Regions from separate parts of the Homo sapiens genome. Here region 1 is linked to region 2. A link is a loop called in an ENCODE intact Hi-C map of the cell type or tissue named here. Cell type or tissue: MCF 10A. All regions are shown on one strand. Links, peaks and the distances in the headings refer to the core of each region. The heading gives the core; the rest is flanking DNA.

Region 1 (15,992 bases), core at 4,703-12,702, 540 kb before region 2:
TTCTGTGAAACAAACCACAATCCTTAATGGTACAAAACAGCCAGTTAATGATGCTTAGAATGAGGGATTCCATGCAGCAGCAATTTGACTTTGGTACAGAAGGGACAGCCGTGTCTGCTCCATGGCATCTGAGGCCCCCTCTGGAAAGACTCAAAGACTCAACAGCTGGGAGCTGGAATCATCTGGAGATTTCTTCACTTATGTGTCCAGCACTTGATTCTGGGTCCTCACCTGGGCGGTCCATCGGAACACCTACCTGTGGACCCTCCATGTGGGCAGCTGCTTTGCACTTCCTCATAATATGGCAGCCACATCAAAGGGCCACATCCCAAGGTGCCAAGCAGAAGTATATAGAATTTTTACAATCTAATGATAGAAGAAAAACTTTACCCAAAATAAATTTAACAGAGTATATTAGAGCAAAGAATGACTTGAGAATTGAGTAACCCTCAGAACAAGAAAAGGTTCCAAGAACTCCACTCTGCAACATGGGCAGTGAGTATTTACAGAGAGAAAAAGGCCACAGAAGGCGGAAACAAGGAACAAAAAGCAGATTGGTCATTTCAAAGCTACTTTCCTTGTAAAGCAGAGTGGATTTTCTTATCCTGCTGGCCAAAAGTGATCTGTTTCAGAATTTGGCTATTATTTCTCTCTCTTTCCTGATTCCTGGGGAGGTCAGACAAATATTGGTGTGGTGATATGAAACTTTGGCACGAATGATGCTGTTTTGGTTTGGTCTGTTGAGTCTACAGGAGCTCAGTCCAAAATAGTGAGCTCCTATAAACTGTATTGAACACTAGCCTCACAAGTTACATTGTGTCACTGCCAGAGGCCTTGGAACCAGAGTGACTTCCTCTTGAATAGGATCTGGGTAAAATAAGGCTGAGACCCACTGGGCTGCATTCTCAGGAGGTTAGGCATTTTTAGTCATAGGATGAGATAGGAGGTCAGCACAAGATACAAGTCACAAAGACCTTGTTAATAAAACAGCATGCAGCAAAGAAGCCAGCCAAAACCTGCCAAAACCAAGATGGTGATGAAAATGACCTCTGGTCCTCCTCACTGCTCATTATACATTAATTATAATGCATTTGCATGCTAAAAGGCACTCCCACCAGCACCATGACCATTTACAAATGCCAGGGCAATGTCAAGAAGTTACCTTATATCGTCTAAAAATGAGAGGAACCCTCAGTTCTGGAAATTGCCCATCCTTTTCCTGCAAGTAGCCATTCTTTTGCTCCTTTACTTTCTTAATAAATTTGCTTTCACTTCCCTCTATGAACTCGCCCCAAATTCTTTCTTGTGTGAAGTCCAAGAACCCTCTCTTCTTGGGGTCTGGATCAGGACCCCTTTCCAGTAACATCACTTCTACTATGTTCAGTTGAGGCAGTTACAAGGGTCTGTCTAGGTTTGGGGGAGGAGCTCAAAGGAGGAGTGTTAAGGTCCCATGGGAAGAGGAGCGTGCAGCAGGAGCAACCTTGTGACCATCTTTGGAAAACTCAATCAGTAAGGTGTAATTCCTCAATTTTTCTCATTTCTTCATCATTACAAAATTACTTAAAATTCTAAAAGTAATATAAATACAGTAACAAAAGTTAGAAAACATAAAAGAAAAATCCATAATTGTCCTCCTTCATGTAATCGCCCCACAGGTTCTTCCTGCCTGCTGTACAGACAAAATCAATCCACTGACACCATGGCATTGCAATAAAGAAAGAGTTTAATTGAGGTGAGACTGGCCACACCAAGCAGGGGCTGGAGTTATTACTCGAATCAATCTCTCCAGAAGCTGGAAGGTTGGGGGGTTTTCAGGTAGTTTGGTGGGCAGGCGCCTAGGGAAAGGGTGCTGCTGATTGGTGGGGGATGCAATCATAGGGGTGTGGAAAATGGTCCTCATGTGCTGAGTCCCCTTCTGGGTTGGGGCCACAGAACTGGTTGAGTCACAGGTCCAGGTGGGGCCATCCAGTCATCAGAAATGCAAAAGCCTGAAAAGATCTCAAAAGGCCAGTCTTAGGTTCTACAATAGTGACATTAATTACACGAGTAATTGGGGATGTTGCAAACCTTGTGACCTCGCCCATCCTCTTAACCTGGTGGCCTTTTATTAGTTTTACAAGGGTGGTTTTGTTTTTGGGAAGTGTTATTATCATTCAAACTGTAAATTTCTCCCAAAGTCAGTTTGGCCCACACCTAGGACAGATTGGAGGGTAGAAGGATAGCTTGTACATAGAGTTTAGGGAGATTTTTAATTTTTTTTTTTTACCTTTTTTTGAAGAGACAGAGTCTCACTCTGTCACCCAGGCTGGAGGGCAGTGACCCTATCATAGCTCACTGCAGCCTCAACCTCTTTCTGTTTCCCCTGTGGAGTATAGTACACCAAAGGATAAAATCCTCAGCTCAAAAGTTTTGCTTTGCTTTCACACTGCTGATAAAGACATACTCAAGACTGGACAATTTATACAGGAAAAGGGGGTTTTTTGGACTTACAATTCCACATGGCTGGGGAGGCCTCACAATCATGGCAGAAGGCAAGGAGGAGCAAGTCACATCTTACATGGATGGCAGCAGGCAAAGAGAGAGAGCTTGTGCAGGCAAACTCCTCTTTATAAAATGATCAGATCTTGTGAGACTTATTCACCATCATGAGAACAGTGCAAGAAAGACCTGTCCCCATGATTCAACCACCTCCCACCAGGTCCCTCCCACAACACTTGGGAATTGTGGAAGTTACAATTCAAGATGAGATTTGTGTGGGGACACAGACAAACTGTATCACCTACTCCTACCTAAAACTCAGTAGGAAAGATTGCATCGAGGCTTCCTTAGTCTTCCATCTTCTCTCTCTAGTGAGCATGAAGCACAGCAACAACACACCAATTACAGAAAGTGCTGTCAGGATTACTTTCTGACGTACTTTCAGAATGTCAAGTAACGCCTACTTCCACAGTTGTGGAAAGAGGAAGTGGGTGACTGCCCTGGGCGTGGAATGCCAGCAGGTGAATCTTAACTCACTTTTCTGCTAGAGAAGGTTGGCTTTGGGGTTTCTACAGAAAATATGGATCTAGCATATTTAGTTAAAAACAGTGGTTCCCAAACACTAAACTGCCAGTTTTCATTGGTCTCCTGTAAAACGATAAAAATAACTACAATGTGCTGTGTTTTTAATAAAACTAAATATATTCAATAAAAAAAACCTGGGCTTTATTCTGAAACAATTCCTTATTTTTTAGTATAAGACATTTATTTTCTTTAAGGCATAATTCCGGCCATATATTTTCTTCATATTCCTAATTAGCAAGATTAAAAGATGGCAATCCTACAGTCATCCCCATATTGAGTTTCAAAAATGTTACCGATTTGTGATATCCAGTGATCCCCTCCAAACGACCACCTTCTGGGGACTCTTTGGGGTCCATGTGCATTGCTTATTAAAAAGGGATTCCCTTCTGAGGTCAGAACAAACTGCTTGACATAAGAAACAGGTCCAAAACTCTGAATTCTGCCTGTGACAGTCCAGTTGCCTAGGCTCGAACAAGTCATTTATCCTCAGGGCCTTCTAGCCAGCAAATTCAGTAAATAACTCGGGTTTCCCCCGCTGCAGGGCCGGGAGAAGTGAAAGGCTTAATTGTGGCAAGAGCAGAGCGCTGTGTAAGTGCTGAGTGTCTTCATTGTGCAGCATCCTAGGAGCTTTCCTTCACAAAGCCTGCTCAGCAGGTCCCATAATAGCTGGAGAAAAAAATGTGAGGAGGGAGACTCTAACATATCAAGTATTTCCCTGGGAGTTTCTCATTTCAATGAGAAGAATATTCTCTAATTAAAATGCCACTACATTTTTTTTAAAACAAATTGCTGTCTAATTTCCCTTTGATCTTTTTTTTTTTCCATTTGGGTTGTAAGGTTTTACAGAAACTTTACAAACGTTTAGAGTCTGCAGTTATTTTCTTTTATTCTGATTAAACTTCAAAGGACGAAATGAAAAGCCATCATAGCAAGCTAAGCTTTTTTTCTGTGTATGCAATAAGCATTTATGGGGCATCTCCAGCGTGCCTGTCATTGTGCTGGGTGTAGGAGATACAAAGATGAATAAATACAACACAGACCTTGCCCTCACTGAGTTCAGTGTTTCCAGGAGGTGATCACACCATCAACAGAACACTGGAATGCAACGTGGTAACAGCAGAAACACCATCACACAGCCATCTTACATAGGGCACTGTGGCTGAGCTGTCTCTTTAAATGAAACTTAAAGGATGACTAAAATTCACCCAAAGGACAGCAAGGACATTCCAGGCAGAAGAGATAACATATAAGCACAGGTTCTGGGGTGGAAAACATCATGTCATGGCCTGTGTGTGTGTGTGTGTGTGTGTGTGTGTGTCTGTGTGTGTGATTCTGTCTCCGTAATGAGAAAGCGTCAGAGTGGGTATGGTTCCGGGAGACTTTACTGAATGGCATGGGCACAGGCCCGCTAACCTAAGCAGGCCGTAAAAGAATTCTCTGAGCTTCCTCTGAAGTAGGTCATAAGGCCCTCGTTCCATGGGTGAGGAAAAGATATGACCTTCCCTCCCCTACATTGTTATTGTGGGGTGTGACTTCTATACGTGAAGCAAGGCCAGCCACATCCTACATCATATATCGGTCTGAGGATTCAAAGGTTTACCTTAACAATCCGGAAAGAAATTTAAAAATGATTCCTGCATAAATAAATTAGACTTTGTGAGTGTTTTAAACACATACACCCCTACTAAAGGATTTGCAGATACCTTTGCTGACCCTGGAGGGAAGAATTACCTTGTCCACAGTTCTCCTGTGTAGTGACTTGAGGGGCACTTGCCTACTGGGGGCTAACCCAGGGCTCAGAAGGAATGACTGGAAATCTTGTTAAGATGAAGATTCTGATTCAGTGGGCCAAGATTTATCATTTCTAACAAGCTCCAAGGTGACGCCAGTGCTGCCGGTCTACAGACCACACTTGAACATTGAGATCTAATCCACTCGCTCCCCGCCCTGCCCCCCAGTCGTGATGGCACAGCAACTGAGATGAACCATAGGGATCCACTGCCCTCAACTCCGTGGCCAATGGTGCAGAGGCTGCTAGAAGACTGTCCAAATCCTCCCTGCACCCGAGGCACAGGGTCCCATCCAGCAGGAGTCCAGCCAGGCCCTCAGGGCTGGCAGAGAGCTGACTAGTATGTAACTAAGTCCACGGACCCAGAATTGGAGGGTGAAAGTGGGGAGGAAGGAGGTAGAAATTGTGGGATGGGGCTGGTGCTTGCCCAGATATCTCCTATGATAGGAGCTAAGAAAGATACTAAGGGACATAAAAAGGATGGAAGAGCTTGGGCAAGGGCCCAGGCAGAGCCTCTGAGTCATGGCATCAAGCAATGATTATGTGCCAGGGACTGTTTGCATGCATCACATAGATGTCACATTTCATCTCCACACAACATCCTTGCAAAACAGATTTTAAATCCCTGCTAACAGATGAGAAACTTGAAGTGCAGAGCAGTTCAGCAAATCACTCAATCTCAGCTGGCACACAGTGGAGCCCAGCTCACACCCAGGTCTGCACAATCTGAAAGCCCAGGTCTTTCAAGTACCCCCCACCCCCACTGTGCACTATCTTCATAAAGATGGATGAGACGGGACGTTATGCCCTAGGGGAGGGTCTTTAGATATCTGAATCTGAAAGCAAGTGATATCGGTGGTGACTGAAAGAGGTGCTAGGCCAAGAGAAAGCAGGTCAAGAGAAGGTGACATCTAAAGAAGACCTGAGTATCTGGAACTGGACCACCTTTGGACAAAGTGGCCTGGGCCTTCCTGGTCCTGAAGGGGATTTGCCTTCATGTGAGCCAGCCAGGGATTCATGGTGCCTCATAGTCTTGGCATGCACTGGTTGGTGGGCATCTTGGCAGAAATGGAATATTTACCTGAGATAAAAGAAGATAGATGTATTAGTTCATTATCACACTGCTATAAAGACATACCCAAGACTGGGTAATTTATAAAGGAAAAAGGTTTAATTGACTCATAGTTCCGCATGGCTGGGGAGGCCTCAGGAAACTTACAATCATAGTGGAAGGTGAGAGAGAAGCAAAGTCACATCTTACATGGTGGCAGGCAAGAGAGACAGCAAATGAGTGAAAGGGGAAGAGCCTCTTATGAAATCATCAGATCTCGTGAGAACTCACTCACTATCACCAGCGAGGCCCATGGGGAAACTGTCCCCATAATCCAATCACTCCCCACCAGGTTTCTCCCTAAACATGTGGTGATCCTATGGGGATTACAATTCAAGGTGAGATTTGGGTGGGGACACAGAGCCAAACCATATCAACAGAGAACTAAATGGGAAAGACCATCACATGACAAGGTGTCTAGAACATAGTAAGCAATCAACACTTGGTAGCTGCTATTTACTATTATTGTTGTTGTGGTGGTTGTTGTTGATGATGATGAGGCTCAAGACATGCTACCGCAATACATAGCACCTCAGCATTTAAGAAAACAGAAGCAGGAAGGTCTCTTTGACCTTTTCCTGCCATTCTCCCCTGAAGCAGGCCATGAAAGAATTCTCTGACCTTCCTCTGAAGTAGGTCCGAAGGCCCTCATTCCATGAGTGAGGAAAAGATATTACCTTCCCTTCCTCACATTGTTGTTGTGGGATGCTATTTCTGCACATGCTTAACAACCAGTCAGCAGTATGCTAGGAACATTCTCAGGCATAATTGTATATAAAATATTTCTGAAAATCCAAAGTCTGAGTAAGTCCAGCGAGGTGGCCAAACAAACCAGCCAAAGCCGCATAACTTATTATGAAGGCACATTCACCCCATGGTGTTTTACATCACTTTTATTTAGGTATCAGGATGATGTTAACAGGTGGTCAGTCACTGCTTATCCCTACTTGTCCCTCCTTACTGAGTTCTGATAGTTTAAAAATTGTGTTTCTAGATGGAGGGAGCCTCCCTGCCGAAAGAGTCTCCGCCTGGAATTGAAAGACCCACTCTGCTCCTCACTGATGTGCTCTCAGTCTCCTCATCTGTAAAATGGAGACAATCAAATCACACCTGTGCTGCCCACCTCAGGATCATTGCTGCGAGGACCGAGCAAGATGACGCGTGTGAAAGAGGGGCAAAACTGCCAAGTCCTCCACACATAGAAGTCATGCGGACTCTGCAGACGTCTCGCCATTCTATTCTAATTTGGGAGCTAATTCTTTATTAAAATTTTATTTTTATACCCTCCGTGTTTCCTCTAAATGCCTCAGATCCTCTGAGGAACCAGCTGGCATTTACTTCCATGTGTACCTCCATGAAAGCTTACATGGAACTTAAATGAAAAATTACATGCATATATCATTCATATGTAGATATACGTATGTATACACACACATAATTTTTACATACACATAAAATTTCTTCTCTGTACTAAATTTAAAGGACTACTCGTTAAAGCGGGTGAGACATTTGTACAATCAGTTTAAAAGATTTTTATTTAAAAACGGAAATTGCCCAAAGCAGACAACAGGAAATCATTCCTCACTGCAACTCAGATGGAGGAAGCCATCTAATTCTTGGGAATTTAGACACTCCTGTAGTAACGTAGCACAAAAATGGGCCTGGCTCAATCTGCTCTTCACATTTTGGTAATTTAAAAGGACATAACGGCATTTTATTTCAATGGTAATTGCAAACTCATGCAGAAAATGTAAATGCACATTTCATGATTAGCTTGCAGCATAAACTATGGCTTCTATTAATGTATTCCAATTTGTAATTCTTTTCACAGTATGAGATTTGAAAGCTGTGATTAAAATTAATTAGGTTAAGTAAAGTTTATCCCCCCTGAGCACTGCTATTGGGAACAAGCAAGAGGAAAACGCGAGCTACATCTGGCTCTGCAGGAAGCTGTGTCTTCACAAGAAGTCGGCTGACTTCTTTTCTCCCCACAGAGGTTGCATGCTGCTTATTTGGCATATCTCAACCACCATGTATCTCCTCAAGGAGCTAATTGAACCATTAAACTATTCTTTGCTGGCTCACAAAACCACATAGGCTGTGACTACATCATCTTCAAATAAGGACAGTAGGTGGATCCATCAATTGTTTAAATACAGTAAATCTTGGAGGGAAAAACACATACACCTAGTAAACCTGAGGTAGTGGTGGTTACCCCAAATCCAGTACCATAATTGCTATAGAAGAGGTGCCAAATGAGGGAACAATCATAAAGACAGTAACTAACACCAGTACAGGCCTCTCTGCTTTACACATAACTGTCTCAAACATTACCTCACTGGATCGCCTTAGCAATCCTGACAAGTTCTTATTATATAGTCCCATTTTACAGATGAAGGTGCTGATGTTAAGTGAGGAGCCCAGAATCAAAGGGCACTGGAGAGTAGACCAAGGTCTTTGGAGTTCCTGTCCTATGCTCCTTTGCGCTCACACACCACACTGGAGAAGTTTAAAATTCCCTAACAGTAGGTTTACAGACTATTGACCCTTAGGATCTTGAACCTATCACTTCAACACAACACCCAAATTTTGTGTATCAAGACCTTGGCACATTTTGGGGTAGAGCTGGTGTAACTGTTGCTATGTCAAGGAGAAAAGCACCCACAGAGAACAGGCCCATGTAAGCGTTGTTTGATATTCTTGGGGCAGTTGATTCAAGGGAAAAACCCACATTCCGAAACCAAAGGGTCTCCATAGATAAAGACTACTTCCCTGAAATTCAGAAATTAAAAAGAAATGCAAAGAACGTGTGCTTAGAAGCCAGAGAACATGGGGCCAGGGAAGCAGCATGTTAGAAAGAGGAGAACAAGTGGCTCCACATTTCAACCTCCCAGCCATTTACTGAGAGGTACACTTGGGGAATTAACTTCCATTTTTTTTCCTAGAGAAAACAGAAGGTTTAAGCCACTTCCTCCAAGTTATATTGGGAGTTGTCACTCAAAGGAGCCTTCGAACTCCTAGGCTGGTGCTCTTCACTCTATTTTGACTCTCACAAACTTTTCAGTGCTTTGTGGGGGGAATGATGAAATTAAATTAGGAAATTAGCATGCCAAGTTTTCAATAAAATATTCATCTTACTAAATTTTCATGAGGAAGATGCTAGTGCTTAGTGATTGACTGCACAGCTCGGACTACGGGATCCAGGACCCTTCCCAAAGCGAGCCGTACTTTTTTAAACCACTAGATGGCAGTACAAGCACAGCCTTCCAAGGACCCCTTAACGTTGCCTGCTCACAGCAGTGACGGGAGAGTTTTCCTACCCAGGCAGGGTGAGTCACCGCACAGCTCCAGGGTGTGGTGTCACTGTCAGTGTGTTTGGTAATCTGGAGTTTTCTCTGTGCTCTCCAGCCTCACCAGAGGCTGTGTAGTTTTGCTGGGGAGATACCTACTATGGGATCTTGAATATAGTCAATGAGAGAAGAGCTTAACTGGACTCCCCACTGTTTAAATACCAAGTCATTTCCATCCTTATGAATAAGCAGGGCCACTCGGATCCAGAAGGCGACACTCCAGATCTCCTCAACTACAGAAGCAACTCCCCAGGCTGCAAACACTCCAATCCCTTCCGCGTTGTGACCACCTGTAGAGTACGAGCTGTTAAAACGAAACCAGAGACTCAGAGGTAGGGATTTACTGGCAGCAAATTTCTTCCAAAACATGATGTTTAGCACGCATCTCAAAGCATCTTTTAGGATCATCCAGCCTGCTTGCCTCTAGAAAGGAGCACCCTGCACCAATGTTATTAATATTAGTTAATGCACATTGAACACACAGTAAGTGCTACATTATATACTTTATGTAGATTACCTCATTTAATCTCACAATGGCTATGAGAGGTAGGTGTTACGAATGGCCCTATTTTCAAACAAGAAGGCTGAATATTAGAAAGGTGAAGTGACTTGCCCAAGCCCCAGAATTTGAAATCAGGGCTCTCTAATTGAAAGTTAGAATTTGACTCGTGATATTAGTGTTTAGCACATTGTTTAACAGGGCATAGCATCTCACTTCTCCCATCTCTGCCACAGAAGGTTGCACACCCATGTTCTGGTTCAGAATTCTTTGGTGAGGTCAAGCAAGATGGCAGGAGGGAGAGCCTGAGCTGACCCTCCCTACCAGCCTGGGACCTGAATGCAGTTCCTACAGGCCTGGTTCAGCGGAGGTTCAGCTCAACAGCCCCATCCCTAGGGCCAAGGAGGCTTAGCAATCATCAGTTTTGTTCCTGACAAACAGAAGGCTGAGATGGCCCAGATGAAGCGGGGGGAGGGGTGGCTCAGCAACACACCCAGTACATATGCAGCGATTCCTGTGTGCTTGCCTCATCTTAGTGAGTGTCCTAGTCCATTTCGGCTGCTATAACAAAATACCTGAGACTGGGTAATTTATAAAGAAAAGGAATTTATTTCTCCCAGTTCTGGAGGTTAGGAAGTCCAAGATCAAGGTGCTGGCAGGTTCAGTGTCTGATGAAGGCTCATTCCTTCCTCATAGATGAGGCCATCTAGGTGTTGTCACCTGGTGGAAGAGCAACAGAGGAGTCTAAGCTGGCTCCTTCCAACCCTCTTACAAGGCACTAAACCCTTCATGAGGGTGGAGCCCTCACTACTTAAACACTTCCCAAAGGCCCCACCTCTTAAGACAATGCAGTGCAGATTAAGTTTCAACACATGAATTTGGGGGACATTCAGACTATAGCATGAGTTTTATCAAATGTCAACCCCTGTTTCTTCTTTGTGTCTCTGGATTGAAACTTTACTTAGCTCTTAGATTCATTTTGAAGATAACATAGTGCAAGATCGATTATCTTAATTCCACTCATGGAAACACAACCTGGAATTATAAATCTTCCTCTAGGTTTATTTCCCAAATGCTTGTTCATGATGATTCTTTCACTGGTCTGCATCAAAATGAGCACAAAAGAACAATGTGGTAAGTTTTTCATAAAGCTACTTTGAGATTTACAAGATAATTTCTTGTTTTGAGATTCTGTCCTTCCTATTTCTTCATGACTAAAATGTTTCTCTTAGGGAGGAATGGAAGTTGATTTATATCTAATGATGTCCCCTGGCAAGATAAAAACTTGGCAAGCCAATGGCTCTCTCCTGTTTTCGTTTTCTTTTTCTTTTTTTAAGGCAGGGTGTCATTTCGTTGCCCAAGCTGGAATGCCCAGAGTCTTGTTTTGTTGCCCACGCAGTGTGATCACGGCTCACTGCAGCCACAACCTCCAGGCTCAATCAATCCTCCCACCTCAGCCTCCCAAGAAGCTGGGCCTACAGGTGTGTGCCACCACACCTGGCTAATTTTTTCTTTTTTGTAGAGATGGGGTCTCACTATGACTGGTCTCGAATTGTACTCAAGCAATTATTCCACTTTAACCTCCCAAAGTGCTGGTATTACAGGCACTGGGCCTTCTTTTCCTTTTTAAAAAATTTTACAGATCAGAATCTGGGAATCGCAGCTCTGGGCAGTATTCAAACTTCGTTCACCTGAGCACCTAAGAGGTGTTTTATATACTGTCATCTAGTGGTCATCCTAGCTCACCCTCGCCAACTCTTCCCTTTGAGAACACAAATGGTAGGACTATGGAGCCCCGACGTGTGTGTGTGTGTGTGTGTGTGTGTGTGTGTGTGTGTGTGTGTACATTAAGATGCTGACAGCAGAGATGTGTTAGCGTAAAAAAATGCAGGTTTTGAAGATTGCGTAGAAATATTCAGAGTGAACAAACCTCTGGCACCAGACTCATGTGGGCCGAATTGAAAGCAGGTGCGTGGGATTAGCACTCTATTTTTTCCAACACACCTAGAGGGCAGTAGCACAGAGACATTCATGCTCAGGAGTGTTATCAGCTAATAGGACATGAAAAGTTCTAGAGGAAAAGCCTTCAAAACTGCAACCAAATATGTTCACAATTGAACAACAGAAAATACCCCTTCAAACGCTCAGAAGACCCGTCAACCTTTCAAAAATGGGTAAGTATATATTTCTTCAAGAGCCTGGCACCCTAGAGGCAGGAGGGGGGTGGTGCGGGTTTGCAAGTGTCAGGCAGTCCTTGCCTTTTGAGTATCCTCCATGTACACATGGCCTGTCCACTAGTGCTCCCACGTCCACCTCTGTCCTGCCCTCCAAGGCTGCTGCAGTCTCTGCAGCTGTCTCCCCTCGGTCTCCCATTGACATCCTCCTCCCAGCCAGCCGCTCCCCGTCCAGACAAAGGGGACTCCATTTCTCACTGTTAACTTTTTTTTTTTAGGTGGAGTCTCGTTCTGTCGCCCAGGCTGGTGTGCAGTGGCGTGATCTCAGCTCACTGCAACCTCTGCCTCCCAGCTTCAAGCAATTCTCCTGCCTCAGCCTCCTGAGTAGCTGGGATTACAGGCACCTGCCACCACACCCAGCTAATTTTTGTATTTTTAGTAAAGATAGGGTTTTGCCCCGTTGGCCAGGCTTGTCTTGAACTCCTGGCCTCAAGTGATCCAACCACCTCAGCCTCCCAAAGTGCTGGGATTACAGGCGTGAGCCACCACCCCCAGCCCACTTCTGACTGTTTAATAACAAAGCAGAGAGATGGCAAAAAGCCCCAAGGCTGGGGTATACAGGAAACTGGTGGTTGGCTCTTTAGAAGGCCTGCATGTGGACAGCCCTTCTGAAACCCAGAAGACCACATATAAAAGGAATTTCAACCATGTGGTGTTCTGTAATTCACCTGAGTCATCTTCAATTGAAACACAGAGAAGCAGTTTTTGGACCTTGGTGCACAAGCAGGCAGCATATAACTTGCTAGCAGTTATGTTCTGAAATGCCAAGTGTATTGCTACTATTTGAAATTTGAAACACATTCACACTTAAAACCAGTGAATGACAGTGCTTAGGTTCCCAGGCTAGCTCAGGAAATCCCTTTAAGCTTTTCTGTATTTCTGAACTTTGGTTCTGACCTCCTTCCAGCCACCTGAGCTTTCCCTATGCTGGGCAGAGGGTGGGGATGAGGAGGTTCTGCAGAAACTTAATTGTTAATTCTTTTAATGATTCTCCAGTACAGACCCTTAGCACATCAGAAAAAAAAAAAAAAACAGAAGTAAATAAATCTAAATATCATTAATCACATTTGCCAAGGGGATGTGTTCAAAGAATTCTTAGAGAAGGCAGCAGCCAACCGGTACAGAAAGAAATTCCAAGAGTGCAAACAGAATTGTTATGACGCCCTGGCTCTCCTGGGCTTCTGGACACCAGGATTTACTTTTACTTGTTTCAGTTTTCTCCTTGACTGTCTGCCAGTCAGACTGTATGCTCCAGGACAGCTCTGCACCCCTATGGGTGTGGCTCATAGTAGGTACACAATAAGCATCTAATGTACCGAACTGCCAAAACCAGACATAATCTATTCCTTTCATTCATTCTATTTACATTAATCAAGTGCCTACTATGAAGAAGGTTTGTGCCAAGTACTAGGATCAACAGTGAGCAAGGCAGATCAAGTCCATGCTTTCATAGCTTGTCTAGGCTGAATATTGAGTCCTCCAAAGATGTTTATATCTCAATCCCCAGAACCTCTGAATATGTTAGCTTACATGGCAAAAGGGATTTTGCAAGTGTGATTGGGTTAAGGATCTTGAGATGAGACAATTATCCTGGATTATCCAGGCAGGCCTGATGTAATCACAAAGATTCTTCTGAGAGGGAGGCAGGAATATGGGTTAGAGAGCTGAGGACCACGATCCAAGGAATACAGGCAGCCTGTAGCCCCTGGGAAAGGCCAGGACACAGATTCTCCTCTGGAGCCTCCAGAAGGAACACAGCCCTGCTAACACCTTGATTTTGACCCAGTAAAACTGATCTTGGAATTCCAACTTCCAGAACCGTAAGATAGTGAATTTGTGTGAACCATAAGATAGTGAATTTGTGTGTACTTAAAGTCACTGTGTTTATGGTAACTTGTTACGACAGCAATACGAAATGAATACAAGCTGAATGTAGCTTTAGTTTATGAAACATCTTGCCTCATGTTTAACAGACATTTAAAAAGTCCCTATACAATGTGATAATGGAAGAAATATAGAGTGCCATTAGCTCATTCACCTTATTATGGCTTCGCAGACTGGCTTAATAATTTATTCTTCTCTTTGCCAATCAGAGTACCTACCTATCTGAGGCTATACCTTCCTTGGGTAGCAGGAATCCTATTTGTAGCTTCCAGTGCCAGGGCCTGAGGCTGCAAATACTTATGGAAGTCATTGGGTAATGAATCCTTCACCATCGTGACAGTTTGTACTTAGGAGGAATGTTGTTCCTTAATTTTCAGTCAAGTTCAACTTGGTTTTCCAGTCATGGCACCTTTAAGAAATAGAGGGGAGCTCTTATTTGCATCCCCTTTTTCCAAAGGGGAAACTGAGGCAGCAATCTCAAGTTTCCTTCACCACCCAGTAGCAAGAATATGAGCTCAGCTCTTTGACACCTAAAACAAGGGTGTTCCTCTGGCCTCTACTTATTGTTTCCCAAGGTAATAAGGAGGCAAGAGAAAAGGATTACACTTATAGGAGGAAGGAGATTATCAGGGTACCAGAGGGAGAGGAGAGGAATTTAGGGGAAAAAAACTAATACGAAATAAGAGAGACCTCCGTTTTAAAACTTAAAACCTGGGGGAAAATTTGACAACTGGATGCATTTCATTTTGAAACTTACTTAACCCTAAAAGTCAAAATGAAACTCCAGGGGTGCAAACCCACAACAATCAAAATAAAAACAAGTTTTTACAAGCCTGCTGCAAAGCTAAATATAGATTTTCAGCTAGACCTACTCACCTCCAAGTTCATGACTTTGAACGATTTCAAACGTTATTTCAAAAAAGAATGTCAAACAAAAGAAAAGTAGTTTTATGTAGGAGGTGGAGGACAGGCTGTATAAATATGTGGGAGGTGGATCTCCAAACCGTCGTGATGTTTTCAAATACCATTTGTGGTCACTACACTGGTAATATTTTCTAACTGTGGTCAAAACAAGCTGACTAAAGGTTCATGTATTTGCTGCAGAAGGAAATGTTACTGTCATGTGCCACTGCCTTAGTGCACAGGTGCCTTCTGTCATCTCCTTTATGACCTGGTTTGCTGGTGCATTTGGATGGAACTCTCTTCATTCTGATATGATAAAAAGCAAAATTAAAATTGGAAACCAGGCTGTGCGCGGTGGCTCACACCTGTAATCCCAGCACTTTGGGAGGCTGAGACGGGCAGATCACCTGAGGTCAGGAGTTCGAGTCCAGTCTGGCCAATATGGTGAAACCCTGTCTCTACTAAAAGTACACACACACACACACACACACACACACACACACACACACAAAGAAGCTCAGTGTGGTATCAGGTGCCTGTAATCCCAGCTACTTACTCGGGAGGCTGAGGCAGGAGAACTGCTTGAACCTAGGAGGTGATGGTTGCAGTGAGCCGAGATCACACCACTGCACTCCAGCCTAGGTGACAGAGGAAGACTCCATCTCTAAAATAAAATAAAATAAAAAGGAAACCGAAGTCCTCTGACTTCAGCTGGGAACACTAGGGCCCTTTCCTTTTTCTACTCATCCCACAGCACCTCTGGGCTGAGCAGAAGGAAGAGGGAGGGTTCAGGACTGACAAAGATGAAGGCGTCTCTAAAACACCCTGTGCCCTTGTGCAATCTGTTCAGAATCACCCATGGCCTGAGGGTTACCCGGAACAATGGCCTCAGGTTCCTCGCCTTGTAGGGAGGGCTTTGAACCAGGGCATTTGAACTGCTGAGCAATTTCTTATTAAGGCATGAACAGAGTCAGCTGGGGTTTTAGGCTTTTATTTGTGGTGGGCTGTTTTCCTGCCACGGTTGTTGTGGTTTACCGTCTACCTGAGTGTTCAAAACTGCTTTGCAAAATCCAGTGACTTTGTTTCAGATCAGGCACCTCTCCTGTGCCTGCCCGGCCTTGGTTCCCCGTGATACGCCATTGTCCCATCTCTCGGGCCT
Region 2 (15,992 bases), core at 3,474-11,473:
CTCTATGCCATTTTGGAAAACATAGCCCCTCTCAGTGGTACAGTTTGGACAGGACAGTTACAGTAAAGTTAAGGTTTTTCCCAATTTGACATCTTAGTTTTCCTAGAGTAGAGGAGGTTAGGTTTCCAAGAACTGTCTCAGGGACTTGCCATGACTGCTGCTCGAGGAGTTGATAACCTGCTTTAGGGAGTTACTTTGACCCTGGTTGAAGTATTATCCCCAGTAATAGTGCTCAAGGCAGATCCTTCTCCACAAGTCAAAACTTGTTTTCCTGAACTGATCCAGAAGAAGCCAGCATCTATTGGGCTAATTCTGCCCTGCCCTGCTTTCATATGGGATCCAGGTGCCTTCTCTTTCAAGTGAACCCCACGGAGACACCAGAGTCAGAAATCAAGACAGGAGTTTCCACCCCTTGCCAGACGCCAGTGTAATACTTCGCGTGTGTTTTCCCAATCTGTCTTCCTCCACCCCGTAGGGAGCCAAAACGTTAGACCAAAAGTGAAGTGTTAACATACCTTGTATTCTGTAAGATGTTGTAGTTATACCGTGTTAAGCAGCCCTTCCATCTCACAGTCGTTGGCTTCTCCCATCCTTTTTAACTGTTCCCTGGCTTCGAGAAAGATCAAATTAGCGCAGTATTATCCTTTATCAATAATCAGCTTTTTAAAATGACATTCTTTTTTAAATTCTAGAACACAGCATACCCAGCCCCAAACATACCAAATTTAACAGGCTTTCTCTTTGCCTACAACAATATACAAATATATATTCACCTCTCTATGGGTTTGGGTTTTATTTTAATGGCATTATGTTGTAGAGTTAGCAGCTTCCTTTTTTCACGTAGCTGTCTACCATGCACGTGGCTGTAGGTCGATCACACAGGGCCAAGACATGTTTCTCCAATATCTCTCGTTCTCGTAAATCGTAGTTCATTCAGCTGTCACTTATCACCAGACATTTCAGTTGTTTTCAGTTTTTCCCTCTGATAAACATTGCTGCAATAAACATTTTGTGACCCTACTGTTAGTAGTGGTGCATTTATTTTTGTGGGTTAGTTTCAAAGATGGGCTAAAGGTTGTGCCCATTTATTAAATACTACCTAATGACCTACCCAAAATGTTGTAGCAATTCACATATTCATCAGCAACTTAGAGTGTCCAATTTCCCCTATTCTTGCCCATACTAGTTGTCACCAGTCTTTTTAATTTTTGCCAATTTGATGGGCAAAAAAATGGTGACTACTAATGAGGCTGACATCTTGTTTTATGTGTATTGAACATTTATATTTCCTTTCCTGTGAATTGCTGGTTTACCTCTTTGCCTATTTTTCTTTTGTATTGTTTAACTTTAAATCAACATGTAGGAATCTTAATCCCTAATATTAGGAATATTAACCCTTTCTCATAAATGTTGCTTAGATATTCCCTTAGTCTGCTTCTTTATTTATTGTACCTTTTCCCATATAAAAAAATATTAGTTTTATGTAGTCAAGGTATAAGTCTTTTTCTTTATGACTTCTGGATTTGCTATATTCCTTAAGAAGTCAGGTTGGGAATTTTTCTCTTCCAGTAAAAAAAAATGAACAAGTCACATAAGTGAAAATCACAAAGCAGTATGCACAAGGTCCTAGTTTGTTTCCTAAATATACACACCATATAAATAAAATCAGCATAGAGAATAAGAAAAAACTGGGAGCACCGTTGGAGAGGAGTGTAGGGAAAGTTTCATTTCTATGTATGTCTGTAATGTTTGAATTTTATGTATGTCTATCTTGCACAGGTTTATTTTTTAAATTAAGACATAATTCCCATATCATAAAATCCACCCTACTAAGATGAACAATTCAGTGGTTGTTGATATATCCACAATGTTGTACAACCATCACCACTATGTAATTCTAAAACATTTTCACCACCCTAAAAGGAAATGCTGTACCTATTAGCAGTTACTCCTCATTGCCCACTCCCCTCAGCCCCAGGCAACCAGTAATCTACCTTCTATCTCTGTAGATGTACTTGTTTGGGGCATTTGTATAAATAGAATCTTGCAAGATGTGGCCTTCTGTGTCTAGCTCCTTTCACTTTAGCATAATGCTTTGAAGGTTTACCCTTGCCATTGATGTACTCACCAGGTATATTGTCATGTATTAGTACTTTGTTGCTTTTAATTCCTGAGTAATATTCCATAATGTTGATCCATTTTGTTGACTAATACCACATTTTGTTGTTCATTGGTTGAGGGCCATGTGGGTTGTTTCCACTTTGGGGCTATTATAAATAATGCTGCTGTGAGCATTTGAGTACAAGTTGTTTTTAAGACATGTTTTCAGTTATTTCCATAATATTCCTAGGAGTGGAACTGCTAAATCATATAACTTTGTATTTAACCTTTTGAGGAGCTACTAGACTGTTTCCAAAGTGGCTATACCATTTCAAATTCCCACCAGCAGTGTATCAAGGATCCAGTTTCTCTGCATCCTCGCCAACACTTGTTATTGCCCATCTTTTTTGTTAGTGCCCTCTAGTGGGTGTGAGTAGTTATGGTTTATCTCATTATGGTTTATAGGTTTGTTTTTAGATGTTGGAAATTATAGAAAATTACAGTCATTTTCCAAAGTAGTAAGCCTCTTAGTAAGACAGCTTTGTAACTGGACCATTTCTACTTAATTGTAGATTTTAGTAAAGAAGCACCACAGAGAGTTTCTTTGCACAGTCAAAAGTATGGATTTTTGGACTTGCTTTATTAACATGTTTTACACTGAGAGAGATAAAAGTGTATGAGAGTAAGAGAGTGTGTTGGGGGCAGGCAGGGGGCGGGAGAGAGAGAGAGAGAAGGGAAGAGAGAGATAAAGTCCAGAGAAAACATGGAAATGGTACAGAATAGAAGAGCCATCTGACTCTAACTCTTCCCACCCCAATGCTGACTTTGAGACACATGTTGTATGTAAAATTTTCACAATCATTTTTGTGGTTTGGTGAATCAGGCAAGTTTTTAGAAGTGTCTGTAATTGGTCTGCTTAATAAAAAGAAACCTTGCTGGGCAGCATAGAAATCAGCCATATTTCTAATTAAAACAGTGTTTTTATGTTGTCTAGAACATTGTAAGTGTCTGGAATTCCAAAGCACATGTCTGTAAGACGAAACCATGTGACAGAGATAGATAGGGCTAATAAACAGAAATAATAATACCTTGTATCTATCAGGCAGTTGAAACTTTCCCAGGCACTTTCTCCACCTGTCATCCAGTTGTATTCTTCATAGCAACCCTGTAAGCTAAGTAGGGCAGGCGTTATCGCCCTGTGACTCCTAGATCCTCCAAGAACTTTGGGACAGACAGAATGAAGACTTGCCTGAGATCACACAACTAATTAATTGACGTATCACAACTGAATCCCAGGTGTCCCATATTTGTGCTAGAAACTGGACCATGAGAAGAGGGCGTGGAAGGACAATTGCGCGAGAAACATTTCTTCACCTGGGAGGGGAGATTTTGTCATTGCCATCTGCCCAGCACTGAGCTGGCTGTCCTGGTTCCAGCAGCACTGGAATCATCTCCAATGGGCATATTGCTTCCTCCCTCGACAGCTCCCTGGGATCTGAGGGTCTCCTCAGAGTACAGGCGTTAAAGACTTCGGAGAGCTGACCACACCATCAGTGTCTCAGGGTATCATGCTAATGTGACCCTACTCCCATGGGTTTCAATCAACATCTGGTAATAAAACCAAGAAATGAAGTAGGAAAAAATATTAACAAACTAGTCTTCCACTGAGATTTCTACAGGAAATATTTGTTTCTGGCTTTTTCTGCAAAATTTGCAGCTACTTTCCTGCTTTTCCAGTAAACTTCACCCAGCAAAGCAGAGACACTAGGCAAGCGAAATGTTTGTTGGGTGAGATAGATACAGCACCACTTGATTGCAACTCCTAAAAAAGATGCAGAGAAAACAAAGATCACGGGGAAATCTACCAGAGCAAGAGAGTCATCATTTGGGGATGAGAATTTTTTTTCCCTTCTTTTGTCTTATATTTTATGAAAGCTATATTTATATAATATGTAATTTTTATATAATACTTACAGAATAATCTATAATTATATAATACTTATATAATTTTTCAATGTTTCCTTTTAACTGGGAGGAAGGGGATGATGGTTTAGGCTGAAGAATGGTCGTGGCTGTTGGCAGGGAAGAGAAATAAAGCAGCCGATTTCTGTTTGGTGAGAAGGAAGCACCGGCATTCCAGGGCCCAGCCTACAGCCTCCCCTCTGCCTCGTTGGTGCAGACAGCATGCAAGGAGACATATGTAGGTTCCATGCACTGTCCAGATGTCACACCTGGACCTAAGAATCCCTGGACACACTGCAGGGACTATCCATTTTACTGACTGCTCAGGAGCTGGAGCCTAGCCAGGCGTGGTGGCTCACTCCTATAATCCCAACAGTTTGGGAGGCCAAGGAAGGAAGATAGCTTGAGGCCAGGAGTTTGAGACCAGCCTAGGCAACAGAGCGAGACCCTGTCTTTAAAAGAAAAAAAATGTGTAAAGCTGGAATCTCCAGAAGAACTAACCCTCCTATAGCCGTGCTTAGCAGGACAGGGCAGGTACCGTGCTAAAAACCCACCTCGGTCCTGCTGCTCCTGTCGTGTTCCAGAGGGGGAAGAGTCAACACTTTGCTGGGCTGAATAAAATCAACAGCAGCTTATTGTGCCAACTGTGGCACAGGCCTCTGGTGCCCTGTTTGGCCCTTGGCCTGCTGACTCAGTGGCTGCCCTGATTCTCCGATTCTCCACTGAGAACCAAAGTGGTAGACCCCTGGCTAAAGAGTGGCGCCCATGAATCCCTCGTGCCCTTCCCCTTATATGCAGCCTGTGTGTCCGGAGCTGTGTGTGGGTGGCTGAGTATAACTAGTGGGGATGGCGACAGTCCACAGGACTCTTCACCTCATCACATTGGCTGTTGGGACTCTTTAGGAAACCAAGCCACTGCTGGGAAGTGAGATCCTGGAGGAGCAAGTGTGTGGAGGGACAGTTAATAAGATGTTAAGCCCAACTGGGCCTGTTTGGCTCAGAATAATTATCTAGAAGGAAAAGAGGTGGGCCTCAACCTTCTTGATGTGTTTCCGCTTTCCAAGGTCTGTTGGCCTTCTCTGACTCCTCAGCCCCATTTGAGGAATGTTTTGAGTGCCGAGAGCCTGGGAGAGGCATGTCCTCCACGGGACCAAACAGTCAGTGGCTACTCCTTATTTCCAGACAAGATGTTCTTGGCTTGGAACTTATTACTCAAGAAACAACTTGGATGTGGTCAAGTTCCCACCCACCCCGACCCGGTGCCTGTCTGAGAACACCTCAGAGACCCCCGCATGTCAGTGAACATAAGTCCTCCCTTGCTAGAGGGGGAACCAAGACTTGTAAAGAGAAACAAGAGTGAGTTGGGGTTTTTTTCACCTGGGAGAAAGTCTATAGTTGACCCATTACCTTTTCCTCTGACCCTCTTTAAAAAGCAGATTGTGTTGCAGCAGCTCTGCTGAAGTGTTGTATGGCTTTTTGTCTCAAGGACTTTGAAACTAGCATTGGTGATTTTTTTCTTTTTCTTGGCAACTCTCCCTCCTATTCCCCTAGTGTTTTATATTCACTGTCTGGATGATTTAAATACAGTAGCTCTTGGTATAGACATCCTTTTGACTTTCCCTGTGGCCTGAACTATAGGGATATCTTCTTTCTGAGAGTAAGTAAACACATTTAGAGCAGAAGCAGAATGGCTTTGTTGTCATCAGAGGGAAAACTCCACAAGCCCCCAAAGCGCCACCACCTCTGCTGTGTTGGAACATCCACATCTCCAACAGACAGACCTCTGTGTTCCGGAGACACCGTGCAGGATCTGAGTGTGTTTGTTATCCAACGGGTATAAGAGGGAAATCAAACATTCTTTCATATCATTAGAAGCCCTGTGCAAACACAGCCCCGTGCACAAAGGCCTTTCCCGAGCCCATAACAAGGAACTGTTTGTCCTGGCTGCCTGTCTTTAGCAGTCGGAGCAGGGCCAAGCCGACAGTGGTGTCATGGGCCCTACTGCGATTTTGCTTTCTTGGACCAAAATTTTACAGGTGTCATGGGACAGAGCTCACCAGGTAGAAGTTGAATCAGATCACCTGCTGGGAACCTTCAGTAAATGCCACACTGCACAAGCTCGGAGCTGTGATGGAACCTGACAAAGAGCTTGCACCCAACCACAGAAAAGTCAAATGATCATTTTGTACATTTGCCTTTGTGCACGGGAATTGACTAGCCACACATGCCGGCAGCCGGGACTCGTGTCTGCCTGCAAATGATGTAACCAAAGAGAAACCTGGGCTCAGGATCAAATGTCTTCATCCTCACTCCCTTGAAGAACACAGACTTAACCCTGCAGCATCTGAACACTATCGAGGGGTTGGTTTCTTCACCCAAGAGCATTTTGATCAGTTCAGCCCAGACCCATATGTTTTTCTGGCTGCTGGGATTCATTGAGTCCATTTATTCTGTCTCCTAGAGTGGCACTGTCCAGTCCATTTGCCTCATGCTGCACGTGGCTGTTGAGCCCCTGAAAGTGGCTAGTCTGAATTATGATGTGCTGTAAGGATAAAATGTGCTTTGGATTTGGAAAGTTTAGCACAAAAAAAAAAAAAACTGTAAACTATCTCATTAATAATTATATTAGCTATATGTTGGAAGTATTTTTATCTATTGGGTTAAATAACATACAGTATTCAAACTCATTTCACCTGTTTCTTTTTACTTCTTTTAATGTAGCTGCTGGAAAATTTAAAATCACAAATGTAGCTCGTATTGTTTGTATTAGACAGGGCTGGGCTAGTGCTTGAAGGAAGTTTAGGTTTGTAGTGCCATCTGCTGGCTCATCCGGAGCAGACGTGAATGTAAACAAGAATGAAGCAATCTGAGCTAACCCACACGTTGTCTCTTAGCCTGGCAGCACACAACCTTTTTATTCCAGGAGCTTCTGAAGCAGGACCAGACTGAACCCAGAAGCTGCTGAATCCCCAAGAGCCTCGGGAAGGGGAGTGACAAACTGCTCAAAGGTGCAAGCCTGTGTCACCTCATGGGTGCCAAGGAGGCTCTTGAGATAGAGTAGTGGTTTGCTGCTCACCTTCCGCACTTGGGGCTCTTTCATGCAGTCTTTTTCACTGGTTGCTATTCTTAAGAAATATTTCAGGCCAGGCACCATGGTTCACCCCTGTAAGCCCAGCATTTTGGGAGGCCAAGGCGGGCGGATCACTTGAGACCAGGAGTTCAAGACCAGCCTGGCCAACATGGCAAAACCGCATCTCTACTGAAAATACAAAAATTAGCTGGGCATGGTGGTGCACACCTGCAATCCCAGCTACTCAGGAGGTGAGGCAGGAGAATCGCTTGAACCAGGGAGGTGGAGTTTGCCGTGAGTCAAAATCGTGCCACTCTACTCCAGCCTGGGTGACAGACCGAGACTCCATCTCAAAAGAAAAAAGAAAAGAAATATTTCAGGCCAGGAATAGTGGCTCCCACCTGTAATACCAACACTTTGGGAGGCTGAGTAGGGAGAATCACTTGAGCCCAGGAGTTTGAAACCAGCCTGGGCAACATTGTGAGACTTCATCTCTTTTTTTCCCCTTCTCTGTGGCGCAAGACCTCATCTCTACAAAAAAAAAAAAAAAAAAAAAATTTAATTAACTGGGCAGGGTTGTCCCAGCTACTTGGGAGGCCAAGGCAAGAGGATTGCTTGAGCCCAGGAGGTTAAGGCTACAGTGAGCTGTGATCATAACACTCCACTCCAGCCTGAGTAACAGAGCAAGACCCTGTCTCAAAAAAAAAAAAAAAAAAAAAAAAAAGAAATATAAGCAATCATTTAACAACATAGTAAGGATACAAACCCATCCTTCAGGAGACTGCTGTCCTCGCTTTAGATAATGCTTATTTGCCTTGATTTGTCAAGAATTGGAATTTGTCAAGATTTGGAATTTTGCTGGCAAGTACCTGCATCCAATGTCTATTGTTGCATAATAAATCACCCCAAAACTTAATGACCTAAAACAATAGTAATCACTTAACACCTCTTACAGTTTCTATGAGAAATGTGAATGTGAGTCAGGAATTCAGGAGTTGCCCATCTGAGCAGTTTGGGCTGAAGATCTCTCATAAGGTGAAGTCAGATGTTGGCTGGGGCTACACTCAACTGAAGGTTTGACTGGGGCTAGAGAATCTTTCCAGGGTGGCTTGTTCACATGACTGGCAAGGTGATGCTGGTTGTTGACTAGAGGCATCAGCCCCTCTCCACATGGGCCTCTCCACAGAGCTGCTTGAATGTCCTCGAGGCATGGCAGCTAATTTTCGACCTAGCCTCAGAAACTATACACCATTACTACTGCTGCATTCTGTTGGTCAAAAGGCAGGAAAAATGCATCTCACCTTTTGATAAAGGAATGTCAACATTTCATTGTAAAATTGGAAAATAAATTCCCAAAGTGCCCAACACTTGTATAGCACTGTACGGCTTTTTTAAAATGCCCTATTTTTCAGATGAGGAAATTGAATCTCAGAGAGGTGGAGTAGCTAGCCTGAGGTCTCATGTCTGGTGAGAAGGATGAAAGCCCGGTTCTTTTGACTCCTACTATATGCTAGTGAAGCCTATCCAAGTTATCTCCTCCTATCTCCCATATGCTATTGTAACTAAGAATCACACTGGGTTTTTTGTGTCTCCAGCATTTTCAGGATACATGGGGCTCTCTTCATTCAGGGGCTTTAGATATGTCCTTATGTGGTATCTCCCTATAACTTGTCATTTTATTGAGTTAGGCTGTAGGTCTTATGGAAGTACATTTCAACTAACTAGAATCTTTCTTACAAAAGTGCTACATCAATGAAAAATGACACATTTTCCAATATTGTTCATGTCATTTGCTTCAAAAATCTCAGAGACAATAACATTGCAATATATGTGTTCTTATTCTGTTTGATTATCCAGGTATTATTACATCTTATCTGTCTTTAAACAGGAAATAAGTAATCACTGCTTGCTTTCAGTAGTTTCCATATTACTTGGTCATCATAAAAAGGAGGTTTTATCATTTTTGATGTTCCGCCTGCCAGAATTAAAATCCAGCTGCCATAATCATTTTCTGTTATTCTTGGTTTCAGGTAAAACTTCCTTTTCCTGTAGATCAAATCACAGATCTTCCAAGGAACGATTTCCAGATGATGATTAAAATGCACAAGCTAACCTCAGAACAGTTAGAGTTTATTCATGATGTCCGACGGCGCAGCAAGAACCGCATCGCGGCCCAGCGCTGCCGCAAAAGGAAACTGGACTGTATTCAGAATTTAGAATGTGAAATCCGCAAATTGGTGAGTTGACCCATCCATTGTGATCAGCAACCTGAAGTGACCAGGACTAATGTAAAGTAACAGCAATGAAAGTTGGAAAAGTAGACAGAAGGGTCACCCTTTGCGGAAGTTTGGGTTTATTTTTTAAGAAGTTTCTCAACAGAAATAATAGCTTTACATCTGTGCGTGTGTGTGTGTGTGTTTGTGTGTCTGCACGCGCATGCATGCGCGCAGGTGTGTAATAGTGTGTCAATATTTTATATCCTTCAGTCATTATTCATATAGAGGTAGTTATTTTTTATTTTCCATCCAACATGTGAAAATAACTGATGTTGGCCAGATGTGGTGGCTCACGCCTGTAATCCTAGCACTTTGAAAGGCCAAGGCGGGTGGATCACTTGAGGTCAGGAGTTTGAAACCAGCCTGACCAACATGGAGAAACCCTGTCTCTACTAAAGATACAAAAAATTAGCCGGGCATGGCAGCACGTGCCTGTAGTCCCAGCTATTCGGGAGGCTGAGGCAGGATAATCACTTGAGCAGGGGAAGTGAAGGTTGCAGTGAGTGGAGATCACGCCACTGCATTCCAGCCTGGGTGATAGAGTGAAACCCTGTCTCAAAAAAAAATGAATAAATAACTGATGTTGATTATGAGCATCTATGGTCCAGGTATTCTTCTAAACTGTTTTTATGGATGATCCCATTTAATCCTCACATGAACGCTATGACTCAGGCACTCCTTTATCCCCATTTACAGAGGAGGGAACTGCAGAAGGGCTGGAAAACTTCCCAGTACTTGGTAGAACTTGAATGCAAACCCAGGTGTCTGATTCCAAATCGTGTCTTGTACCACTGCTTTCTCCTGCCTCCTGGCAGAAGAGAATGGAATAGAGATAGGACGCCTACCTGCAGAGGGGCCATTGCTCAGGAGATGATCTCCTGACATTCTTTGCAGGCCCAGGGTCCTTTCTTTTGCAGTTCTGCCTCAAGGTGGCTGTCATCGCCATCCCTGTGCCTGAGAGTGTTTTGTCACAGAAAACAAACTCCCGTCTCCCAGGCTCCCCCATACTCAGAGCTATGTGCCCCCGCCCCTTCTCCTTGATAAGCAACCATAAACTACAGAAAGTAAATCCAGGTGACCTCTGGCTCCTGACTGTAGCTTTGAAGACAACCAACTCAACCTCCTTCAGCTCCACCTTTCTGCCACCAAATAACAGAAACTCATCTCAGGTGCCATGTCTGTGTCAGGCTGAAGAAGAGGGAGGCCACATGGTATGGTCATGATCTAAGTGTGGCTCCTCAGACTGTTTGCAGCACCTCCTGGCCTCATGGTGAGCCACCAGCTAATGAGAACGAAAGCACAAGGATGAAATGTTAGAAAAGCACAGGATGTTATATGTTATCAAGATAGCCCTGGACGTCAGGGTTTTTTGTTATTGTTGTTGTTGTTGTTTTGTGGGTTTCTTTGACACTCACCACCAGGGAAAATGTCTGTGTTTAGCAGCTCCCATCACCAACAAAGAAAGTCCAAGCTTCTTAGTAGGATATCTCCTGCCATTTGTGTTCCAGTCTGTAGCTACCTCTCCAGTGTCACCATCCACTCCCTTCCTAGGACTTGATCCCTGATAAAATCAAACTCTGCACTTGTGCCTATGCCACTTCCTCTCTGCCTTGGACATTCCTCCACTTTTTCTATCTCCTTTGTTCTTTAAGAGTCAGGTCATGGCTGGGCACCATGGCTCACACCTGTAATCGCAGTACTTTGGGAGGCTGAGGCAGGAGGATCACTTGAGGCCACAAGTTTGAGACTAGCCTGGGCAATATAGCAAGACCCCATCTCTAAATGAATGAATGAGTCAGGTTATGCATCACCTCTCTAGGAAGCCCCTTTCCTGAGTCCCCAGTTAGGCTGGGCACCTGCCTGTGGAAGCCTGATCTGACCTCTGGCTTAGTGCTTATCACTTACTCTTGAGTTATCTATACATTTGTCTGTCTCCCCAGCCCTCAACTGTCAGTTCCTCAAGGACAAGGACAGTGACTTGATCATCTCTGAATATCCAGTGTTGGACCCATTGCTGGCGCCCAGAAAATGTCTATTGCCCTAAAATTCGCTGGACATTGTGACTATTCAGTTCAGGGGATTATGAGTTTCTTCTTTCTTTCAAATATTGCTTTAACATGTTTAATGTCGTTAAACAACAAAATTTAATTTAAATCACATAAGGAGACGACATTCCTGCTGGTGAGTGTGGGTCTTCTGAAAGCCTGCTGGGCTTAGGTAGTTAAGTCCACTGGGTGTGAGTCTACAGGGGCCTAGGCACATGTCTATAGTGCCCTGCACTCCTCTTAAGGTAGTAAAATAACTTCAGTCACCCACATTTGAGAAATGCCTGGTTTTGGTAATTTGCATTCTGCTTAGTGTAATTTTGTGATACTGAACAAATAAATTCCAAGCCACAGACCAGGCAGATATCTAAAGCGCTTTGCTAGCATTTTTCAACCAAAAAACCAAATTAGAGCATCATCTAGTTCTCCAACCACTTTTTGGCATCCCCTTAAATAACACGTTGTGTTTCAGTGCCGAATAAGAACACATTCATCAGTGTACGTCTGTGACTGAGAGCTTCATGGTTTTAACCAAGGCATGATTTGCAATGCCTTCCCCTGCTGCTGTCACACGCGGCACCTCATTTTCTTCCCCCTAGAAAGTGGCCTGGAACATTTAACAGATGAGTAGGCCTGGAGGGGTCCGTGCTTTGGCCGGGGTAATGTGGCAGAATGATCCTGGGGTTCCTCTCCCAGCGCCCAAGCAGTATTGCCCCTCACATTGCAGATTTCTGTACTAAAAGGGGAGAGCTCCAGGTTGCACAGCCACCCATATAAGTTTTTTCCCTAAGGAGACATCCCAGATGTGTTTTGTTTCTTATCTGCCACCCTGTGGTGAGGATGCTATGTCCTGACAGGGATGGCGCTGGTGGGCGGAGCAGCTTCCACCTCTCCCCAAGTCCCTCCCTGCCCTGCCCGGTCCCCAGCAGGCCCTGCACTCACTCCCCACTCCCACGCCGTCTCCCACACACCCGCCACTCAGCTGTTGCAAACTCGCATAATGTATTTCTCTCAAGTTGCACTTGTACATCTGTTTATTTTTCATTTTTAAAACATATTTTCTTGATAAATTTATAAATATTTTAGGAGGTGCCCTTTCCCGGTGTAAATCTCTCTTTCCGACACACATGCCCACGCCGCCTGCCAGATTGCATTCATGTTACGGCACATGCAGCTCCCGTGTCGGAGACCTGTTCCTTGTGCGTGTCGCATGCCTGCTCCTCCCTTTCTCCTCTTCATTTTCTCTCCCGTCCTCTTCTCCTGCCTGCGCTTGCAAAGGGTTGGTGAGAACTGACTTCATGCTGCTTCAGATGCCCCTTTTCTTCATCCACTTCATTGTGTGTGCCTCATGGAACCCCATCTCCTCCCCTCACCCTCACGCAATTTTTTTTTCTTTTTTTTGAGACAAAGTCTCGCTCTGTCGCCCAGACTGGAGTGCAGTGGTGCAATCTCGGCTCACTGCAACCTCCACCTCCCGGATTCAAGCAATTCTCATGTCCCAGCCGCCTAAGTAGCTGGGATTATAAGCACGCACCAACACACCCAGCTAATTTTTTGTATTTTTAGTAAAGACAGGGTTTCACCATGTTGGCCAGGCTGGTCTCGAACTCCTGACCTCAAGTGATCTGCCCATCTCAGCCGCAAAGTGCTGGGATTACAGGCATGACCCACCATGCCCAGCCCCCTTCTCACAAATGTTGATGGTAAAACCTTAATTAGTCTCCAGTCTGCTGCTGAAGTCACCTCTCTATTGGGATGGTGAATTTCAGTAACACAGGAGCATGTGTAGGATTTTGTTTAAGGAGAAGAACATCTCAGAACCTTGGGCTAGTACTCAAGGGTTCAGGCTCCATCCTTACTTCTCCCTTCCCAAGTCGGGGAGAATCGCTGCTCCAGACTGCACTTTTCCCAGCTGTCCTAGGGAGGGTCCCTCCTGTTCAGTCTGCTCTGCTACCAAGGCCAGAGAGCCTGCTGATACTGGGTTCTATATGAAACTCCGTATGTTAGGCAACGACAGGAAATTGTTGATGACTTTTTTTTTGTCTTTTTTTTTAATAAACTTTTTTTTGGTGCGGGGAGACAGGGTCTCACTGTATCACCCAGGGTGAGTGCTGTGGCACCATCTCGCTCACTGCAGCTTCCACCACCCGGGCACAAGTGATCCTCCCACCTCAGCCTCCCAAGAAGCTGAAACTACAGGCGTGTGCCACCACACCTGGCTAATTTTTGTATTTTTTGTAGAGAAGGGGTTTTGCCATGTTCCCCAAGCTGGTCTCAAACTCCTGAGCTCAAGCGATCCGCACAACTTGGCCTTCCATAGTGTTGGGATTATAGGTGGGAGCCACTGCACCCAGCCTGACTTACTTTTTTAGGAGCAGTTTTAGGTTCACAGCAAAACTGAACACACTATACAGAGAGTTTCCATATGGTCCTGTTCCCACACACACAGCCTCCCCCACTGTCAGCATCCCCCACAAAGTGGTACATGTGTTAGTCAATGAACCTACACTGACACATCATTATCACCCAAGTCCATAGTTTGCATTAGAGTTCACTCTCGGTGTTGCACGTTCTATGGTTTTGGACAAATGTATAATGACATGGATCCACCAGTATAGTGTCATACAGAGTGGCTTCACTGCCCCCAAATCCTCTGTGCTCCACCTGTTCAACCCCTTTTACCCCTAACAACCACAGATCTTTTTACTGCTTCCATAGTTTTGCTTTTTTCGAAATGTCATACGGTTGGAATGGTAGATTTTTGCCTTTCAAAAATGGCAACCTGATACATTTGGGGGAGATTTTCAGTCACAAGATTGGGACTGAGAGTTTTTCATTTAACTCTCTACAAACCCCAAATTCCAGGAAACCAAAACATGGACTCTGAAGTTTTCTGATTCGTGACGATTTTGCCGGTTGTTTGCCCGGGCCTTGGAGAGGGATGAAGAGATGTCCTGGGGAAGGTGTTGGCATCAGATGGAAGGTGTGGCAGAAGCCTGTGTCTGGGCCCCCTGAATATGTATCTTTAAGTTTCTAGAGCCTGACCTAGTCATTCTTGAGTTACATTATAATGGAGGATGCAAAACAAAGGCTGGAAAACCTGAAACGAGGCCTTCTGTCCTCCAGTTCAGGCTTGATCAACCCTTCTCTTTTTTTCTCTACTGTCCAGGTGTGTGAGAAAGAGAAACTGTTGTCAGAGAGGAATCAACTGAAAGCATGCATGGGGGAACTGTTGGACAACTTCTCCTGCCTTTCCCAGGAAGTTTGCCGAGACATCCAGAGCCCCGAGCAGATCCAGGCCCTGCATCGGTATTGCCCTGTCCTCAGACCCATGGACTTGCCCACGGCCTCCAGTATTAACCCTGCGCCCTTGGGTGCTGAGCAGAACATTGCGGCCTCCCAATGCGCAGTGGGGGAAAACGTGCCCTGCTGCTTGGAGCCAGGCGCGGCTCCCCCCGGACCCCCCTGGGCACCCAGCAACACCTCCGAGAATTGTACCTCTGGGAGGAGACTAGAAGGCACTGACCCGGGAACCTTCTCAGAGAGAGGACCTCCTCTTGAACCCAGGAGCCAAACAGTGACCGTGGACTTCTGCCAGGAAATGACTGATAAGTGTACAACTGACGAACAGCCCAGGAAAGATTATACCTAGTGACTCGGCTCTGCCTCCCAGTCCGCACACCTCTCCCATCCAGGCGTTCTTCAGTCAGCCTGTGGCACTGTTCATCTGCTGTCCCGAAGAAACCGAGAACACATTTGGTGCACACTACAGCGGTCTTAGCAGCAATACTGTTCCGAAGTATCCTCTCCTCTTCTCGAGCAGGAGTGATAGTTACCTTCACAATGGTGCTACCCCTTGCCCAGGCAAGGAAAGACAGCAGTGATGACACTGTCTGTCTGTGGCTCAATTTCAGTCTTCACAGGGATAGACTACAACACCTCTAGGCCCCAACCACGGATTTTTTTTCTCAGTGGCCCATGTCACAAACCCTATCTCAGGAATTTCTTCTGAATGTTCAATTTTTTTCATTGAAGACAGCTTCTATACACATCAAAGTTTTATAGCTAGACTGTACATATTATATATAATATATATATAAAATATATATATATATATATATATATCCATATGCAAAAGTCCTGCATGCCTCAACTTTCTCATCCTAAAACTGGAAACTTATTTCTCATTTAGAAACAGGTTCCAACATTCCTCTTCTTTTGTCTCTGATGCTAGAACTAGTTTGGTAACTGTTAACATGGTCATTTTTCTTGCTTCACAGTTCAATTTTCAATTCGTACTTATTTATGGACAAAATTCAGTGTTGGAAGCTTTTTCCCAAGGTTTTATTTCAGATTTCTTTTTCGTTTGGTTTGGTTTTGGCACCTCCAAGTGGTGTCATTTGAGCATTGTAGGTTTGTTTTTTGTTTGTTTGGGGGGTTTTGTTTGTTTTTGTTTTTGTTTTTGTTTTCCTTGCAGATACTGTACAGTAATGGTCAACTTTGCCACTTGCACTGAGTTTTGGGTCAAACCTATTTTCT

Evidence for each region. Hi-C counts contacts between places; a loop is a spot of excess contacts. Peaks named below come from ENCODE experiments on the same cell type or tissue, not always from the same donor. Only the 100,000 strongest peaks of a DNase experiment are listed, where the experiment ranks them.
Region 1: a loop joins it to region 2, with 12 times the contacts of the local background. A loop is called at or near these places in 105 of 110 quality-filtered maps.

What each region holds. Positions count from the first base shown.
Region 1 is chr6:90,472,727-90,488,718 of GRCh38, reverse strand. No RefSeq gene overlaps it. Among named protein-coding and RNA genes, the nearest start is that of MAP3K7, 110 kb to the left of the region's middle. RefSeq lists a silencer at 9,122-9,231. In MCF 10A, for the core only: CTCF peaks have their summits at 9,205 (motif pointing right), 11,793 and 12,002; a DNase peak (open chromatin) is centred at 9,268.
Region 2 is chr6:89,931,521-89,947,512 of GRCh38, reverse strand. It overlaps BACH2 (BACH transcriptional regulator 2), which reads left to right. Exons shown (of 9, transcript NM_021813.4): 8 at 9,163-9,369; 9 at 14,623-15,992. The coding sequence ends at 15,105. Among named protein-coding and RNA genes, the nearest start is that of GJA10, 45 kb to the right of the region's middle. RefSeq lists an enhancer at 12,410-12,910. In MCF 10A, for the core only: a CTCF peak has its summit at 6,896 (motif pointing left); a DNase peak (open chromatin) is centred at 6,882.